Regions from separate parts of the Homo sapiens genome. Here region 2 is linked to region 1. A link is a contact called in ENCODE Hi-C or POLR2A ChIA-PET data. All regions are on one chromosome and are shown on one strand. The core of a region is the stretch at or near the end of the contact, and the rest is flanking DNA. Distances in the headings are between cores, read along the strand shown. Region 1 has its middle 49 kb from the start of LINC03050. Region 2 overlaps SPRED2 (sprouty related EVH1 domain containing 2).

Evidence for each region. A loop is a pair of places that touch in the nucleus more often than their neighbours do. ChIA-PET counts read pairs that join two places held with the same protein, here RNA polymerase II (POLR2A). Pooled maps may share reads with other maps.
Region 2: a pooled map shows a loop between it and region 1 (2.3-fold over the local background). The contact joins two enhancer-like sites. A Hi-C loop is called at or near these places in 2 of 50 pooled maps. POLR2A ChIA-PET finds 5 or more read pairs at or near these places in 6 of 52 experiments (A549, HEK293, K562 and 3 more).

Annotation. Positions count from the first base shown.
Region 1 is chr2:65,550,615-65,555,232 of GRCh38, forward strand. No RefSeq gene overlaps it. Among named protein-coding and RNA genes, the nearest start is that of LINC03050, 49 kb to the right of the region's middle. Within about 2 kb of position 2,757, at least 3 of the 41 ENCODE cell types and tissues checked have a DNase peak (open chromatin) inside an H3K27ac peak, as active enhancers do.
Region 2 is chr2:65,415,580-65,420,516 of GRCh38, forward strand. The region is part of intron 1 of SPRED2 (sprouty related EVH1 domain containing 2); the gene reads right to left. Among named protein-coding and RNA genes, the nearest start is that of SPRED2, 15 kb to the right of the region's middle. RefSeq lists an enhancer at 4,802-4,937. Within about 2 kb of position 1,517, at least 6 of the 41 ENCODE cell types and tissues checked have a DNase peak (open chromatin) inside an H3K27ac peak, as active enhancers do.

The sequences.
Region 1 (4,618 bases), core at 1,507-4,006:
TCCTGGCAAGGGAGCTTTGGAGCAGGAAAATCATCTGGTCATCAGAGTTCAATCATTCTTACCACCCTTGATGGCACTTTGAACCACACCAGCTCAGTGGACTGTGAAGGTTTGTTTCATAGAAGAATTTGGGGCCAGGCGCAGTGGCTCACGCCTGTAATCCCAGCACTTTGGGAGGCCGAGGCGGGCCGATCATGAGGTCAGGAGATTGAGACCATCCTGGCTAACACGGTGAAACCCCCTAAAAAATACAAAAAAAAAAAAAAATTAGCCTGGCGTGGCGGTGGGCGCCTGTACTCCCAGCTACTCGGGAGGCTGAGGCAGGAGAATGGCATGAACCCGGGAGGCAGAGCTTGCAGTGAGCCGAGATCGTGCTCCAGCCTGGGCAACAGAGCAAGACTCTGTCTCAAAAAAAAAAAAAAAAAAAAAAAGGAAATTTGGGCTGGAGGGTGATGGAAAAGCCAGAAGGTACGAACTCTACTCAAGGCATAAAATTTGAAGGCTGCCTGGGCCTGCCCTAACTCCACCCCAGCCCATTTATGGATATGTCCCCATTTCTGCTTCATTGGAACAAGAATGCCAGGACAGTTTCTTTGCTGATGGGCTTCTAGCATAATATATCTCTTTACTATCACAGATTTATATTCCTCATAGTCTACACCAAAGAGCCCAGGGTGGAGTGGAAGATGCTGCAGAGTTATTGCAAGGGGGTCTGTGACCCGTGCAACAAGCCCTGCCTGTAGAGCAAATATATCTTGCCTTACGCATGTACGTTCTACTATTTTTCAAATGCATATTTCACACTTCTATGTTCTACTGTTTTTCAAATATATATAAATACTACTGTGATTACAATAAAGGGATTGATTACAAAGTGTGGAATTCAGAGTGAATTGTCATTCCTCTGCTACTCTTGCCTCAAACCACAACCAATGTCAAATCAGTCGCCTAGCTTGCTTCCGATTTCTTCCTACTTCCACCTCTTCAGTCAAGAACCAGGCCTTGTCAGTTACTCCTTCACAGTCTCACATATGTGTCCTTTCTTCAGCCTTTGTCACCCAACGCTAGCCCTTATCACTCCTCCACTCACGGGGACCAGGGCTGCCCACGTGGTCCCGAGGCCTGAATCCAGAGCGTCCCTCCCACTGCCACCAAGTACATCTTCCTACTGGCCCACACAAGTCCTTGGTGTCAAAATATTTAGGGCTTCCAGTCTCCTTAACCTGATATCCCACCTGCTTTACAGTGTGGCATGAAGAACTATCTCTTGAACACAAAACAAGTCACCTTATCATTTACATTGTCTAATATTTAAAAAACAACTTTTAAAAACCAGTTTTGTGGCCAGGCATGGTGGCTCACGCCTGTAATCCCAGCACTTTGGGAGGCCGAGGCGCGTCATGAGGTCAGGAGTTTGAGACCAGCCTGGCCAACACATCGAAACCGCGTTTCTTCTAAAAATACAAAAATTAGCTGGGCATGGTGGCGGATGCCTGTAATCCCAGCTGCTAGGGAGGCTGAGGCAGGAGAATTGCTTGAACCCAGGAGGCAGATGTTGCAGTTAGCCAAGATTGCACCACTGAACTCCAGCTCCGGCAGCAGAGTGAGACTCTGTCTCAAAAAAAAAAAAAATCAGTTTTGTGTTCCATTAAAATACATTAAGTCGGGTGTGGTAGCATGTGTCTGTAATCCCAGCACTTTAGGAGGCTGAGGCAGGAGGATCCCTTGAGGCCAGGAGTTGGAGACCAGCCTGGACAACATAGCGAGACCCTGTCTCAAAAAAAAAAAAAAAATAGGACAGCAACTGAGACTTAATAAAAATGTCTTCCATGTATTTTTTCTAAAACCAGTTAATTTATATTTGTGGAATAATTTTGTGCTCACTAAACATGTACATACAACGCTATTATGGACTTCAATGAACAGAAAGCTTTTTCCATTGTTTCCAGATCACTCTTTCTCTCTCTTTTTTTTTTTTTTTTTTTTGAGACGGAGTCTGGCTCTGTAACCCAGGCTGGAGTGCAGTGGCGCCATCTCGGCTCACTGCAAGCTCCGCCTCCCGGGTTCACGCCATTCTCCTGCCTCAGCCTCCAGAGTAGCTGGGACTACAGGCTCCTGCCACCACGCCTGGCTAATTATTTTTGTATTTTTAGTAGAGACGGGGTTTCACTGTGTTAGCCAGGATGGTCTTAATCTCCTGACCTCATGATCTGCCCACCTCGGCCTCCCAAAGTGCTGGGATTACAGGTATGAGCCACCGCGCCCAGCCTCTCTCTTTTTTTTAAAGAACAGGTGTTCGCCAGGCACGGTGGCTCACGCCTGTAATCCCAGGACTTTGGGAGGCCAAGGCGGGCGGATCACGAGGTCAGGAGTTCGAAACCAGCCTGGCCAACATGGTGAAACCCCGTCTCTACTAAAAAAATGAAAATTAGCCGGGCGTGGTGGCATGTGTCTGTAATCCCAGCTACTCAGGAGGCTGAGGCAGGAGAATCACTTGAACCCGGGAGGCAGAGGTTGCAGTGAGCCAAGATCGCGCCACTGCACTCCAGCCTGGGCGACAGAGCGAGACTCTGTCTCAAAACAACAACAAAAAACAAACAAACAACAACAACAACAACAACAAAAACAGGTGTTCACCTCTTATTCCCTTGAAATAAGTTGTTGAAAAATCCTGTTGTTCTACACAGCCCTGCTCACCAAACAGTGTGAGAGCTGTGGGCTTGGTTTACCGCCCGCAGGTTCTGATCCCACGTCTTCTTTGCCCTGGTTGGAGAAGGGATGTGAGGAGCGGAGAAGCCGTGGCCCAAACAGGACCTGCTGGCTCCCTCTTGTGGAGAATAGGGAGAAAACATGCGGGAAGAAAAGGGGCTCTGTATATCGGCGAATACTATTTTACTGAAACAACCCCGGGAAATGTGATCTGAAAAATATGGTCTGAGACAGAGTTGTATTTTGCTGTGTATTGCAAAAGGGATTGGAAGTCACTGGGTGGGGGAGTATAAATTGAATAACTAGAATACGCAGAAGATTAAAAAAATTTTAGCCCATCATTTTGTTGTTGGCCCAGAGTAAACCTCTCTCCCAGGGCAATTCATAAGGAACAAACTGGCTTGGGGATCTCTTTTCCCCCCTCTTTCCCTTCTCGTGGTGGGAGGAGGAACAGAATTACCCAAAGGGGTGCCGCGGCTGAGGTGTATGTTCCTGGCAGGGATAAGGCACGGGCGCCTTGGCTCACCCAACAGTCCGGGCAGGCCTCCAGGGTCCTGCGTGTGGACACCAAATACCAAAAACCAACTGAATTGTATGCTTTAAAGTGATGGATTTTATGGTATGCAAATTACATCTCAATTTTAGAAAGGAAATATTTTATTGAGCCAGTTGTTAACTTGATTTAAAAATTGTATTCAGACACATGGTACAACACGTGGGCCTCATTTGTACTCTTGCCCCTGGGGTCCTGCAAATGTCACCAAGGAGTCTGCACATCGAGGTGTGAAATGGCAGTGGGTGCTTTGTCAACTCAGATTTTCAAGGAACCTGGAGCTTAGCAGTTGAGGTGGAGAGTGGTAGGAAATAAGGCTGGATCATAGACAAGGCCAGGTCCTGGAGGGCTTATGAACTGTGAGATGAACTCAGCCTTTATTGGAGGTGAGTGGGATGGACAGGTCTTAGTTGTAGGTTGGCAGTGAGGAATCTTTTTTTTTTTTGAGATGCAGTCTCACTCTGTCACCCAGGCTGGAGTGCAGTGGTGTGATTTTGGCTCACTGCAACTTCTGCCTCCCGGGTTCAAGTGATTCTTCTGCCTCACCCTCCTGAGTAGCTGGGACTACAGGTGCATGCCACCACAGCTGGCTAATTTTTGTAATTTTAGTAGAGTCGGGGTTTCACCATATTAAGCCAGGCTGGTCTTGAACTCCTGACCTCGTGATCTGCCCGCCTCGGCCTCCCAAAGTGCTGGGATTACAGATGTAAGCCACCACGCCTGGCTGATTTTGCATTTTCAAATAAACAGCCATACCTTTTTACTTTCCACTCTAGCAGCTGGTGGGGAGGACAGATCTGAGAGGGACCGTTCTGGAGTCATCGAGGGCAGTCGGCTGTTGCATTCATCTAGGAGAGAGGTGTGCCAGGCCTGAACCCTAAGGCAGTGACAGTAGAAATAAGGCAGAGGAGAGGGCAGGTCATGGAAATGCTTAGCCATAAACTCAGAGGCATGGGGATAGTGGTGGAGTGTGTGGAAGAGAAGGTGGGGGAAGAGTCAAAGGTGACTCATCATTGTGGGTAGTGGTGGCAAAAGTGGGCAGGCTTGGGGCATGTGGAGGGAGAGGACCTGCTGACTGAGAAAATGACCAGTGGGTGTTAGATAAGAAGAGGTCAAGCCCGGAGGCTGGGGTGTGGAGTCTTCATCATATCCTACTCAACCACAAGTTGGGTGAAGATGAACTCTCGTGGTGCTTGAGGGGAAGGATGAGGTTGGTCCCTTGGGAAACACCAGTGTCATCTAGAGCAAGAAGTGGGAGACCCAGCCTGCCGCAGAGTGTTCTAAGAAGGGCGTGGTCAGTGGACCAGATGCCATAAGACCATCAAGGAGAATCAGGAGGTACAAGCCCTGGATTTA
Region 2 (4,937 bases), core at 267-2,766, 140 kb before region 1:
TAAATTCATATCCTAAAGACATCTGTGTTACATCACCAAGGAAAATTTCTGAAAACATTAATAGACCTTTTAAAGTTTCAGCCGAACCTTTTAAAATAAAAATAAAAACCAGTTATAATTTTGGACTGCTGTAGGTGATTTTTTTTTTATTTTTTAATTTTTTTTATTCAAAGCGACTCTTTGGATCAACAATTAGAATTTATTTTTTATTGGCTCTTACAATTTGCTTCACATGTAACATCCATTTGGTATATGCCTCCCTGGGAGGTTATTGGTCATCTAATTTGAAATGAGAAAGAACAAAGGGCGAAAGAAAAGGAGCAACATTCCTCTCCTCAGCTCACTAATACGAATGTGTGTCACCTTTTAAATACCACCCAGTATGACAGATTAATCGGAATGAATTAATAGGCAGAAGAGAGAGAGGAGGATCTTTAAAAAGACTAAATGCTCCCTGGTCAATACTGCCCAGGTTGGTTGCAACCTTCTAGGTTTGATTTGGGTGTTGCCCCTTCTAAATCCCGGATTAGCTAAAGCATGTTAGAATCTCTTGGATTATTAAAATACCAACTCGGGAGGATGGGAGGATGGGGGTGACATTCAGATTCAATCGGTCTACGGATGAGAAAGGTTAAGATGGGAGAGATGAAGAGTGTTGTTTCTCCTTGGTGACATCCCCAAGCAACCTCAGATATGCTCTTCCTTGGGGCCTCTGGTTTTGTTGCTAAATTGTCCTTGTTGAGACAGTTGGGGGGGTGTATATTTCAGGCTGCATGCCAACCAACACACTGCCCAGGGACGGGATGGGAAATGAACCACACACATCTAGTTCTCCTGGTCACTGTTGTACTGCTCCATCCTGAACAAGAGAGTGTGGAAGAGTGGGTCTACAGGTAAGCCATTATAACCAAACTACCCTCACAGTTTAGCCTCACAAGGGATCCTTTATGCTAAGAAGAATGCCCAGCTGATGGGGATTAACAAGAAAAGCAGAGGGGAGGGGGGTCGCTGGAAGCCCAAGAGAAGGAAATTTTTTAAAAAATACAAGTTTCCTGTCCTACACAAGCAGTATGAATTTTGTTATCCCAACGGGAGTCCTGATGGTAAAATCTAGTTTCAAAGTAGGATGGGGAAATGGATCAAGCCTTACCATGGCAAAGCTGGGTGGGACCTCCTAGGCGTCTGTGGGACCTTGGGCTCTCCGGATACTGTGTCTTGGTTTGGGGACTATTTTCATTCTGTCTCAAGCCTAGGTTTGTAGATGCCCTTGGCCATGATACTTACTAGCTGTGTGATTCAGTACAGAGGACAAGCCCCACTTTATTCGGAGTTAACCTATGGTGCAGTGGCCTTAGAAAAACTTAAGAGTAAAAAGCTACCATAAAAAATGCTGGTTATATGTATGACCAGACGGTCAACTCCTCCTTCTTCTCTCTCTTTGCTATAACAGCACCTGTTGGCTTCTAAGTGCACAGAGTTCTCACAACAATGTGCCAAAACCGCCACCCTTCCCATCCTGGCACCCACCTCCCCCCACCCCAGGAGACCTGCATATCAGATATTACTTCCTGCTGTCTATGACCACACCACCTTGGCAGTTAACATCAAAAGCAAACACATGGGGAGAACAGAAGGCACTGGAGCAGCGGGGGAAGAACAAGCATAGGTAATGTTTCATAAACATTTTTCTGGTGCCCAGGTGCAAAAACCTTGGAACTTCACATGTATTTCAGCTGATCATCTAAGGACCCACCTTCTCTCTCCCAGGATAGTGAGCTGAAGGCCCTTCCCTGCCTCCACTCCCAGTGCTCCTGTACCTGGAACACAGACATGCGGAAACCAAAGCTTAAGACCCCTACCTACCATGTTCAGGAGAGCTACACAAGAAGAGCATCTGGGAAGCTCATCTACCTCCACCTCATGCAGGGTGTGACCAAGGCTAGCCATCTGTTCAATGCTGGTGGTTCAACATCTACCTGGGCCACCTTTATCTCAATTAATTTCCACCATCTTTTTCCTATCTCCTGAGGGTTCAGTAACTCAAAGCAGTTGTCATGAATGTTTAACACAGTACCCAAAACAGGCCTGGAACCAGATGATATCTCACTGATCTAGCCCAAACTAACTAGCTTTGTGACCCTGAGTTAGTCACTCAGCCTCTCCAGATTGCAAATTATGTGTAAAAAAGAGGGAGCTGAGCTCGTATTTTCCTAAGATCCTCTCTAGTTCTAAAAGGTTATGGTCAGATGGAAACCATTTTACTTCAGCGAGAAAGGGCAAAGCATTCACCACTTCACTGACGAGTGCTGTGAGAAGTAACAATACTGAAACCAAACAAAAACAAAACTTCACTTGGGTTAATTCTAGGCTGTATGTCTGATTTACAAAATAAGTTGGCTAATTTTGTTCTGAATTTCACAGCCCCCTTGACCATCTTCCCCAACAACTATCTCTTCACAATATATGTTTCTATATCCAGGCTCACTGCATTTAACTAAAGTCAGAGAGAAAAATCCAGCTGAGATCTGTCAGACAGAATTATTAGTGGTCTCCCTGACTCCAGCCTAGCCTGCACTCTCTAACTAATCTGTTTGATTCTACCAACATATCACTTCATCGTCTCTTTGTTTCAAAGCCTCAACCAGCTCTGTTCTACTCAAAGAACAAAAGTCCAAATACGTGCTTTGTCAGCCTGGCTGGTACTCAATATCCTCCCAAATTTAGCCTCACCTGACTTGACTGGCTTTCTCTGAGCTCCCCCAGCATAAACTCAGACATGGAGTGTCCCTATCTGTGGAAGAAACCTTTGGACATGAGATGTCTCCTCTCCACCTTGCTGACCTGTCTCCTCCCCTAAATACTACCATCATCCTTTTCTGAGTCCTCAAAGACTCAAGACTCACCTTGTCGGAAGTGAACTCTCCCCTGGCTGGTGCAGTGATAAATATTTCTTTCTTTCTTTCCTTTTTCTTTCTTTCTTTTTTCTTTTTTTTTGACAGGGTCTCACTTTGTTGCCCGGGCTGGAGCATACTGGCACGACCTTGGCTCACTGCAACCTCCGTCTCCTGGGTTTAAGTCATTCTCATGTCTCAGCCTCCCAAGTAGCTGGGACTACACATGCACGCCACCACGCCCAGCTAAGTTTTTGTATTTTTAGTAGAGATGGGATTTCACCATATTGGCCAGGCTGGTCTCAAACTCCTGACCTGAAGTGATCTGCCCACCTCAGCCTCCCAAAGTGCTGGGATTACAGGTATGAGCCACCGCACCTGGCCTTTAATTTCTTATCATTTTTTTTTATTTAAAACAAGAATATTATGCTTATAAGTAAGAATAAAAGTCTTTTTTTAAAAAATATAAATTCTGCTTGCAATATTTAGAATGAAAAGAATCCTTAAATATTACTTTATTATTCAATCCCTTTATTCTAGAGATGAGAAAACTGAGTCTAGGGATGCTGACAATCTTGCTCAAGGCCACACAGCAGGTCAGTGGCAGACCTAAGTTTTCTGACTCCCATCCCAGAACTTACCACACTTGGCAAGCAGGTACCTATCTGCTTTAGACTTGGTATCCACATTCAAGAACTTTTAGTGTTGAGTGTATCCTCTTTTCCACTTGTGTACCACACAGACAAGGTGCTAACTCCAAGAGTAGAAAGGGGACAGAGCTGGCAGACAGAAGATTCACTCCCCTAACTCTTCCTCCTTTAATCAGACGACCCAAACTTTATACATAGTCTGTAGGTTAGACTCACTTGTAACTCCCCCCATCCAACTCCAACTAAACATGTCCTTTGCTTTCCTTCAGACCTTCCACTAAATCCACTCCAGAGTACCAAGGCACCCTCTGTGTATTCATCCCTCACCCCCAAAGAGTGCCCACACTTACGTTCTTATATCCAGAATGCGGTTCATAACAATAATTCCCAACTTTCCAAGCACAAGGACTCAAAGGGAAAAAATTCAGGGAGCACTTCCCTTCACAGGGATTATAGTTGTGTGTGTGTGTGTGTGTGTGTGTGTGTGTGTGTGTGTGTTTATTAACTGTGAGCCAAGAAAAATATATGCCAAACATCCACTGTGAATTCAGTAGTATTGTAATAAGGTTGTATTTTATTATTCTACAAATGTAGCTACATACTCTGAAAGACAGTAATACATATGCTTGGGAGACATTACGTATTTGGTTCACAAACAATGCATGGAGTGCATATGGTTTCCCAGACACTAGTTTGGGAACCACTGGCTAGTAGCATCAGTTCAAGACTTGCAGATGAGATATCTAAATGCTGGGGAGAGACCTTAAGTTTTATTCACCTTCTTCTGAAAGAAAAATGTGACAGCCAGGCCAGGCGCGGTGGCTCACACCTGTAATCCCAGCACTTTGGGAGGCTGAGGTGGGCAGATCACTTGAGGTCAGGAGTTCGAGACCAGCCAGGACAACATGGTGAAACCCCTCCTCTACTAAAAATACAAAAATTAGCTGGGCGTGGTGGCGCTTGCCTGTAGACCCAGCTACTTGGGAGGCAGAGGTGGGAGGATCGCTTGAACCCAGGAGGCGGCAGTTGCAGTGAGCCAAGACTGCACCACTGCATTCCAGCCTGGGCAACAGAGCAAGACTCTGTCTCAAAAAAAAAAAAAAAAAAAAAAAAGGAAAAATATGACAACCTAATGAAGATACAACTGGAGGGTCTATAGTTTATTTCAGATTTCCCATTGTACCCACCTCCGTGTTGGAGTTATTGACAGCACAGGCCTTCGTATTTTTAGTACCCCTTTTGGGGGGAAACAAAGGGGCCTCTCACTTGTTTCAGTCCTCTAGTTTATTCTTGACTTTCCCAGCAAAGCTGCCTCAAGTAGAAAGCCCTATTCCAATTCATATTCCAGTCTCTTCCCGATTTCTCACCAGAATTATCTGTAAAGAGTAAGCACTGA